Regions from separate parts of the Homo sapiens genome. Here region 1 is linked to region 2. A link is an interaction called in ENCODE POLR2A ChIA-PET data of the cell type or tissue named here. Cell type or tissue: PC-9. All regions are shown on one strand. Links, peaks and the distances in the headings refer to the core of each region. The heading gives the core; the rest is flanking DNA.

The links. Peaks named below come from ENCODE experiments on the same cell type or tissue, not always from the same donor. Only the 100,000 strongest peaks of a DNase experiment are listed, where the experiment ranks them.
Region 1: POLR2A ChIA-PET joins it to region 2 with 5 read pairs; 2 of 35 experiments call an interaction of 5 or more read pairs at or near these places.

What each region holds. Positions count from the first base shown.
Region 1 is chr2:11,020,294-11,025,712 of GRCh38, forward strand. No RefSeq gene overlaps it. Among named protein-coding and RNA genes, the nearest start is that of FLJ33534, 110 kb to the right of the region's middle. In PC-9, for the core only: no CTCF peak of the experiment used is centred there; a DNase peak (open chromatin) is centred at 2,778; H3K27ac peaks cover 1,420 bases.
Region 2 is chr2:10,457,415-10,462,038 of GRCh38, forward strand. No RefSeq gene overlaps it. Among named protein-coding and RNA genes, the nearest start is that of ODC1-DT, 10 kb to the left of the region's middle. RefSeq lists enhancers at 2,731-3,232, 3,233-3,732. In PC-9, for the core only: no CTCF peak of the experiment used is centred there; a DNase peak (open chromatin) is centred at 3,097.

The sequences.
Region 1 (5,419 bases), core at 1,465-3,964, 560 kb after region 2:
TTTCTTATAAAGCCACCAGTTCCCCTCTCATGATAACCCATTGCAAAAGAAAAATAAAATCCTAAGTCCCTCAACTGATGGAACAAACCCCCTCTCAGCCAAGGGGACTGAAGGAAATCTTAAAAAGAACTGAGCTCCCGGACATGACAGGACAGGAGGTTAGACCCGCCCCTTTCTACTCCTTCGCTAACCACCTTTCTTTCCTTAGGGATAAACAGAAACCAACACTTTTGAAAGACTTGCTCTGCTGCTGATATCCACCAGCCTCCTGATACCCACCCTCCATTCTGCAGTTTTAACACAGCACCAGACCAGCATTCCTTTTTGATAAGAGACCACTGGCCATGGAATGGTTCTGTTCAGTCTGCAGAGCTGCGCACAGAGGGTCTTCGTGCCCCTGCTTCACCTTTTGACGTATAGGGCCTAACTGTAACACATTTAAAGGTTTCTCCCTCTCCATCACAAAGGGAACATGGGACGTGTGTAACATACATGCTGGCTTACTATGCATGTGCCCATCTCCCTCTTGTGAATATTCATAGCTCCTCCTATAGCCTGCTGAATAGGTACACTTAGCCCACCCCTTCAGCACAAATTCCTGTCTCGTAACCTCCTCCCTAAAGGGATTGCTTTTCTGTTCAGCTGGAGGCTCCACTTTCTGCTTGCAGGTCGTGGTACCCTTCTTTAGAAATAAAGCCCTCCTTTCTAAATTTATAGATTTTGTGATACCCTCCTTTAGAAATAAAGCCCTCCTTTCTAAATTTATAGATTTTGTGACTTTTTCAGTTCACATCATGATTCCATCAATCCACGAATGGGTTAATCCATTCATGAGGGCAGAGCCTTATGATCCAATCACCTCTCAAAGGTTCCACCTCTCAACACTGAAGATCAAATTTCAACACAAGTTTTAGCAGGGACAAATATTCAAACCACAGCATCCACCGTCCCCAGCCCTCTGTGGATAGTGGTGTGGGGTCATCTTTGTTAGAGGCAGCCACGGAGGACTCTTCCCTAGGGACAAAAAGACTCCAAATCAAAATTGTCCCCCACCAATTTATAGCGTCTCATCCTATGGGATGGAAACTGGAATTGGCAGGGGAAACACCAGGGTCATAAAATCAACTCAGTGAAATAAACCTTTGTGTGTGTGCTCAGACAGAAGTCTATCCAGGGACCTACAGGGAGTCATATTTCCCTGAAGGAATTCCTAAGAATTCTTCCTCAGAGGATGTGGCCTACAGCTAGCTGAATCTAGAAAGCTCAGCAGAAAGAGAAGAACATTCCCAACAAAAAGGATACCTTAAGTCACCCATGTATTCATTCACTCAACAAACACCCGAGTGCCTACAAGGGACACTGTGATGGGTCGGTGTTGGCTTCTATTCTCCAGAAACTCATGGCCTAGTGGGGAGGGATGGGTAATCAGAGCTATCCGGGATGATGGCATGTTCATCTGTTTTGCATTGCTATGAAGGAGTAGTCGAGGCTGGGTAATTTATAAAGCAAAGAGATTTATTTGGCTCATGGTTCTGCGGGCTGTACGAGAGGAGTGGCAATAGCATCTACTTCTGGGGAAGCCCTCAGGAAGCTTTTAATCATGGTGGAAGGCAAAGGGGGAGCAGAGGTGAGAAAGGGAGACAAAGAGAGAGAGGAGGGGTGCAACACTCTTTTCAACAGTCAGCTCTCGTGTGAACTAACAGAGTGACAAATCATTCATCACCAAGAGGATGGCACCAAGCCATTCATGAGGGGTCTGCCCTGATGATCCTAATACCTCCCACCAGGCCTCACCTCCAATGCTGGGGATCACATTTCAACATGAGGTTTGGTGGGGACAAATATCCAAACCATATCACAGAGGAAGCAGTTTACAATGGCGGCTGTTCATGGTGCCGCGAGGAAGTCAAGGGATCGAGCCCCTCCACCTGCCTGCTCAAGGAATCGAGTACCTTCACCTGCCAGGAGGGGGCTGCACGGGCTTCACATAGAAGGGTGAAAAGAACCCCTGCACACAGGGATGAAGAGCAAAGACAGTCTTGAATGCCAAACTGAAGATTTTGAAGTTGGGAGCCACATGCTCAGACCTGCATGCTAGAGAGCTCTCAGGCAACTACCTGGAAGGTGAAATGAGGAGAAACAAGATTAGTTGGGAGACTGTTGTAACAGACTGAATGAGGGGAGGCGAAGGCATGAACTTCTTCCAAAGGAGCTCAAAGAAAATTCAGGATGGGGGCAAATGCAAGAGCAGTGGTGTCACCAAACCAAACTGTGTCCATTTGCACCCATACAACAGAAAGCCAAACACGAAAGCACTGGCTTTTTGCAGTGAGAAAGGCTTATTGTGAGTCGACTGAAAAGAAGACAGGAGGAAACACTCAAATCTGTCTCCACAAGCTGGGGTTTGGGTTGGATTTTATAAGCATAGGGTAATGAGGTGTGATCTGATTGGATCTTACAATAATGTGATGCCTGGAGGCGTGATCTGACTGGATCATGCGATGGGGTGATGCCAGGGCTCAATCTGATTGGATCCTGGATCTTGCTGTGTGGCATCTGCTTCTTAATTCAGTCCCTGCTCCTAGGTCCGAGCACTTAGTTCTGCCCGTGGGTGCATGCTTGGTTCATCTGGGCATGCTCAGGTTATGTGACCTTCAACCTGGGTGTCCATGGCAACTGCAAAACATCACAACTTCGTTACATAAAGGTTGAACCAAATTGGTCTGATGCGGTGATGGTGGCTGCCCTGCCATGCCCCGGCCCACCTGGAGGGTGAGGAGTGGTGATTCACAGAGGACTGCTCAGCAGGTGCCCAGGGTTTGCCACTGGGTCACTCATCCGGTCTTCATGGTAACCTGGTCAGGTGAGCAAGCGGGGTGAATGTCCCCACGTGGACAGAGGCTGAAGCACCAAGATAAGTGACTCACTGAAACCACATGGCAAGCCAACAACAGAGCCAGGACTCACTGCCCAGAGCCCCTCTGCATCCACCCCTCTGCCCTGCTGAGCCATCTCTGCTACAGAGTGCTAGAAGGTGGCATGCACCCCTAGGGGACATGAGGTCTCAGAATCAATGAAGACATTTCTCCTCCCAGGAAATGGTATCCATGCATTTAAATTAGTATCTTTATAATCAGCTTAAGGGCATTTTATTTTAATGTAGCAGCTGAGAGGCAAAATCAGGTCCCACTTTAAGTGCTACTAAAATCTGCTGTGTGGGCAGCTCTCCGATGTGGAAATGAAGCACCCTTAACAGCCACCCACATAACAGCCTAATTTTCACTCAAGAGTCGCTATTGAAAAAAAAAAAAGTGACTCAAAACCACCAGCAACTTTGAATTTAACTTCTGAAAACCTTCAGCTGGTGGAATGGGGGAGATCGTCCAAGAAGGCAGACTGAAGACCCCAGGGCCGGTGGGACTGGCCCCAGCTGCAGGCCTGGCTGAGGTCTTGCATGGGGGTTCTGCGGTCCAAGCTACACCTCAGTCACCATCACAGGGACGAGGGGCGTGCGAGGCCAGCCCTGGGCCCACGTCGACACCTGCCCCCGGAACCGCAGTTGTAAACGCACCACTCTGGCGGGCAGCCTGGCGGGTCCTAGAGGAGGCGAAGTCGGCTACGATGCTGTTCACAGACCCAGGAGAAAGCCGATTCCTTCTCTACCTCCACTGCAGCTCTCTCTCTCTGCTGGCTCATGGCCTCCTGCCGGGTCACTGGGACAGTTTGTCACGGCCTCCCTGCCTCCAGCTGTCACTACCAGGCTCCTCTTCCCTGGGATGCTGCAGTCCCTGAAGCAGAAGTTGGGCCTCGCGGTTTCCCTGAGCATCGTCCGTGTGAAGACTCCCGGGCCCTCTGGACCCGGCCTTCTCCCTGCTTGGCCCCGCCCCAGGTGCAGCTGGCCTCTTTGGGATGGCTTCACATGGCCTAAGCGCTGTAAACACACTTTGAGAGTAAAAAAAAAAAAAAAAAAAAGTGTGTGCAGAGGTAATCTGCTGTTATTTAGAGAAACAAAGCAAACAACCATGATGGATCAGAGAGAGCCTTTCCCAAGGCTTTGCAGACGGGTGGCTGCACATGGGCCATGAAACATGCTCGCACGTGCCAGTGGCCTGCACGTGACCCTGAACTCGGCACCGCCCTCCGACAGCGGGAGACATGCACACAGAACGACAGAAGTAGAAGCAACTTCTGACCCCGGGCTTTTAGCATGCTTTGTTGGTAAGGGACATTCTGACGCTTCCTTTGGGATCAGAGAGCCGTCTCGAGGGGCTCCACTTTAACACCTGGTGTGTTGCTGTGCTCTCCCTTGGCCGCCCCATCCCCACAGCTCCACATTTCAAGAGGCCAGATTTTGAAGGAGACCAGCTGCTTTTTATTTTGTAAGATCCATAGGATGTTTGGGTGTGTGACAGAAAGAGAGAGACAGAGACAGGAAGAGGGAGAGAGAACCATATTCACATATGGTTTTTAAAAATCAAACAATCAGGAGTGATATTTAAAAAATTCAATGTCTCCCACTGTCCCCACCCTCCAGTCTGGTCCCGAGGTTCTTCTGTCCCACCATGACGGGAATAACACAGGCATGCCTCTGTTTTGTCGGTTACCTCCCCACTCAAAGATGAATCATTTCGCTCACAGCGTCTCCTACCTTCCTTATCTTCCTTCCAGAATTGTTTAGTTATAACAACAGTTTTTGTTTCATTAATTTAATATCTTTAAAAATATACAGAAACCTCCACCTCTTGTTCCACCAATGATACCGGCGCATTTTCTAATGTCCTATTATGTAAGGTGAAGAAAATTATGTTCCCGCACCGCACCTCCTCCTCCGTCTCCCCAGCCCCCACCCACCCTGGCTTTTCATTTGTCAGTTCTTAGCCTACTCAGTTTTGTTCTGTATCTATCACGGACTCCCATTAATTAAACCCTGAATTAATGATTGAATTGCCTATTGGTTAATTCTAAAAACTAAAGCCAATAGAGGTTATAATGCTATCATTAGACAAGTACTGTTTTCTGCAAAGTAGTGCGATTTGCTTTGTAGAGAAGAAAACATAATTCCATGTTTCCATTACTAGGTCCTTCCCCCAAACAAGATGGTGACACTGTGGTGGGAAGGGTCCCTCATCCCGTATCTCACCTTCACTGTCACCTCACACTTGTGTGGCCTCCATCATTGTCTTCTGACAAGGAATCAAGGAAATCTAAAACGTGGGTTGCATCTGATACTTAAAATTATTAATACGCCGCAGCAGCCAACTGCTATGGGCTTGTTCCGTGTCGATGCCTGCAATCAGCTGGACTCAAAGCCCACATCTTGATGTTGGGGATTCTGTCTTGTCTGGTGCAGTGTCAGGAGCAGTTTTGTGTCAGCAGGTGACCCACCCGCCACAACACTTCCTGCTGCCTCCCTTCTGAC
Region 2 (4,624 bases), core at 1,643-4,142:
CTGACTCAAATGTTAATCTCTTTTGGCAACACCCTCACAGACACACCCAGGATCAATACTGTCAGTTCAATCAAGTTGACACTCAGTATGAACCATCGCAATACAATAGGATTACTTTCTGTGATAACCTGTGTAAAAATAGGCAGTCATGATTTTCCTGTTGTGTTCTTCAGGTGTAAAACAAAAAATTTTAAAAGAAGAAACTTCAATTTTAAAGATATTATTCAAACTAAGTTAAACATTTTGTGTATAAATTAAAACAATAAATTTTGTTTGCATGTATCAAACAAAAATATTCCATCTTGCAGTTAACATTTTCACTGTTTAAATTTTCAACACCAAAATCCCATGTGTAATGATGGAATTTAACTGGTTAAATGCTGCCTCTTTGCCTTCACAATCACAGTGGTACTGTTTCTTGCAAATGTCATGAGAGTTGGAGATATGTCTTGCTCCTGTTTTGGGCGCAAAGGTGAGGTGGTCAGTTGTTGGTCTGGGACTTTCAGTGCTAAAATCAGAAAAGTCCTGGGTGAACCGGAACAAGTTGGCCCGCCAGCTGAAGGACTGAAAAAACTTTGGACACTTTCCCAATGAACACGTAGCCAAATCTGTGTGAATCAGAGGCCAGCTGTGGAACCAGGAGTTCTCTGAATTAATTTAGGTGCGGAATATGTTTATGAAAGGACAACTAATAAAAACCTGAAGTTCACATATGTATTATTAAAACACCATCATAACCTCAGCAATTGTTTAGAACAAAGGGATCTTTTTCAGGGAGGAGTATTTTATCAGTGACACTGTTTAGAATTGATGGGCATGATGATAATAACAAGCAGAGCAACTTTTAGTCAGTTTTATTATTGTTTTAACATGATCTGCAGACAATGCGTGTCCTTATTGCCTGCACCTGGGGCAGAGAGCGCCCCTGGACCCACCCTTCCTAAACCACCACACCTGGCCTGGAACGCACACCTGGTAAGGGTACATGTTAGCTCTCATTGCAGCCACCCAGGGAGTCTTGGCTAAGTCTTTCCACGTCTCTGAGGCTGGATCTAACGGTTATTTTGTAGGGTTGTTGGATATAGGATTTTGCAGGGTCATGGTTGTAAGACTATCAGTTAAACTATAAAGAACCTAGCGCAAGCCTTGATGTTGGTAGGGGCTCAGTAACTGCACTGCCCCTCCCCTTCCCTGCTTCCCGGCTTCTGCATCAACAGCGTGCTGCTTCCCTCACCTAGACGTCATGCTTAGATCTTTGATGATTGAAATTTGTCTTATCTCGGCCGGGCGTGGTGGCTCACGCCTAAATCCCAGCACTTTGGGAGGCTGAGGCGGGCAGATCACGAGGTCAGGAGATCAAGACCATCCTGGCTAACACGGTGAAACCCCCTCTCTACTAAAAAGAAACAAAAAATTAGCTGGGCCTGGTGGCACGCACCTGTAGTCCCAGCTACTCAGGAGGCTGAGGCAGGAGAATCGCTTGAACCCGGGAGGTGGAGGTTGCGGTGAGCCGAGATCGCACCACTGCATTCCAGCCTGGGTGGCAGAGCGAGACTCCATCTCAAAAAAAAAAAAAAAAAGAAATCTGTCTCATCTCAAATCATGAAGCCCCAGTAACCGCACTGCTTCTGGCCTTCCTGGGAGCTCGTTACCTTGGCCATATCTCGTCTTGTCTGGTCTCTGCTCCTTTGACAAGGTGGACTGTTAGTGTTTAGGTGTGCGTGCTGTCTTGTCACCCCATGAGATTGCATGGTTCATGGACGACGATGTTTTCTCACCGTGCCCACATAGAAACCAAGCTCACGGAAATACAGAGACCACACACACACAGTCTCCAGTAAGGTCCTGATTTCAGATATTTGGCATCCCATTCTATGCAGACTCTCGGTGCTGACTTAAAGTAGGCATGGGATCCTACATGACACTTCAGTGGGGAGAAGATCCTGGTTTGCTTGGTATAGTCAGTCCTGATATAATGATCAGTTATGCTGTTCTGTACTTAACTTTTAATCAACAAGCAAATTATTTTGTTAACTTAAAACATATTTAAAATGCTATTGGATGGGAGAAACATCATCTTTCTCTTCAAAATAACATTAAGCGCCTCTTAAAATACTTTGGAGTGATTGTTGATGTTGTATTTGCTATAGTGAAATTTATCAAGAGAGTGAGGAAATACACGTTCAGATTTTCTTCATCTTTAGGGGTACTTGCACATACTTTAATGTGGTTACTACTTTTGTCTTCCCCACTAGACTGCACTCAGGACTTGGAGTTTTGGGAGGCGGGTTCTGTGTCTACGCCCTCATTGCTGTGTGAGCTGCAGGGTGGGTCTTCAGTAAATGTCCATCAAAAGAAAGATGTCGGAAACTTAATGTCCATTTGAGGTGCAGAAGGAAGGAGTTTTTTTCCTTCTTACAGTCAAATATATGATATAAAATTCCTCTACCCTTTGTCTTTTTTTTTTTTTTTGACAGAGCCTCACTTTCCTGCCCAGGATGGAGTGCAGTGAGTCCATCTCGGCTCACTGCAAACTCCACCTCCTGGGTTCAAGCAGTTCTCCTGCCTCAACCTCCCAAGTAGCTGGGACTATAGGCATGCGCTACCATGTCCAGCTAATTTTCGTATTTTTAGTAGAGACAGGGTTTCACCATGTTGTCCAGGCTGGTCTCGAACTCCTGACCTCAAGTGATCTGCCCGCCTTGGCCTCCCAAAGTGCTGGGATTACAGGTTTGAGCCACTGTGCCCAGACCCCTTTGTGTCTTTTGAAATTCAGTGGGTCCATTCATTCATTGGACAAATATTTGTCCATTCGTTGGACAAATATTCATTAAGCTCTTTATGTAGCAGACTTTCTTGATACTTGGACACTGTAAATTTAGGTTCACATCTTGAATTTCCAGCTGAGTTTGATCACTGTGAATGATCATAGAGTTTCCAGTTGTTTTCTCTTTTCTAACCACACCACGAAGGCGGCTCTGACTTACGCCAAACTATACCAGAGAGGCCGCCATTTCCTCCTCCTCCTCCTCCCCTTTTGAGAGCACCTGTGCCTTCCAGTCTTAGAATATATCTACCCTCGGGCTCAAGTGATTGGATGTGTAGATAAAACCAGACGGGTCAGATTCCCTCAGACTGGATTGTGGTCTGAGGGCGCCCCAGGCACTGGAGCTAACGTGGGAGGCTGGGGATGGAAACCAGTCGTTGGAGTCAGCCACGATGAACGGCGTGCGGGCTGATGCGGGAGCCACACAAGCCCGTATGCACAGAAAAGAATGACATCCACAGCCGAGACAGCAGCAATGAGGGCACATGGGAAGGATAGGGCGCCACCTGGCCCTTCAGAGTCCACTTCCAGCCCAGTCAGGGCAGAACTGCCTCCCTCAGCTTTCACACAATTTCCCCAACTTCTGAGAATTATCTCCCTTTACTTAATTGAGGTCAATTTGGTTCCTGGAAACCAAACATTCCTCAGTAATAACCAGAAACATTTTTCTGGAAGAATAGGATTTGATTTATAATAATCTGCTCATAATTGGCTTTCCAGGACCAATGATACATGCCAATTGCAAAGTAAGAGCCTGCTTGTAATCCCCGCGTGAATCCTCCGTGTGTCCCACCAAGCAGGTTTATTCTAGAACTCATGCCAGGCAGAACAGCTTTAATTCCATGGTGCAGTCACTGGTTCTGCCCCCGCTGGTCTTAGGATGAGATGGCGCACACTGTCCTGAGGTCCAGATTTTCGGACGAGGTCTAGAGAAAGCATCTGTTTCAGTGGCTTCTCTCTGTTCTTCAGGCCTGCGTGGCCCCTGGAGAAGAGACAAAGATCCTCAATCCATTCAGTCTAGCTGTCAGGCTCTCAGTGCCGTGCTCATGGTGGTCTGGCCTTGCCAATTGCTTCCCCAGGCTGTATCTGATGCTCTCTCTCCCATCAACAGCACTTGCTCTCTGGACCCAAGTGTTGATTCTGCAATCATGGAAGTGTTCTGGATCTTCACTGTCTAATACAGCGGCCATGAGCCACGTGTAGTTCTTGAGCACTTGAAATGTGGCCAGGGTGACTAAGAAACTGAATTAATTGTATTTCTATTTTTTTTCTTTTTTTGAGATGGAGTTTTGCTCTTGTTGCCCAGGCTGGAGTGCAATGGCATGATCTCGGCTCACCGCAACCTCCACCTCCCGAGCTCAAGCAATTCTCTGCTTCAGCCTCCTGAGTAGCTGGGATTATAGGCGTGTGCCAGCATGCCCAGCTAATTTTTGTGTTTTTAGTAGAGATGGGGTTTCATCATGTTGGCCAGGCTGGTCTTGAACTCCTGACCTCAGGTGATCCACCCACCTCGGCCTCCCAAAGTGCTGGGATTACAGGCGTGAGCCACCGTGCCCAGCCTATTAATTATATTTCATTTTACTTTGTGCAAACCTAAATAGCCATGCCTAGCTGGTGGCTCTCATATTGGACATTGTAGCTCTAGGTCAAAGTCTTAAACATTGACATTAGGTATACAAATGGCAACCAACGTACCCGACGGCACGTGCATTTTTAACACAACCTGAACTCATTGGGACTGTGGTCCCCTTTCAACCTGGGCCTTTAATAACTGTGTTCTCAGGGCGGGAATCTGGT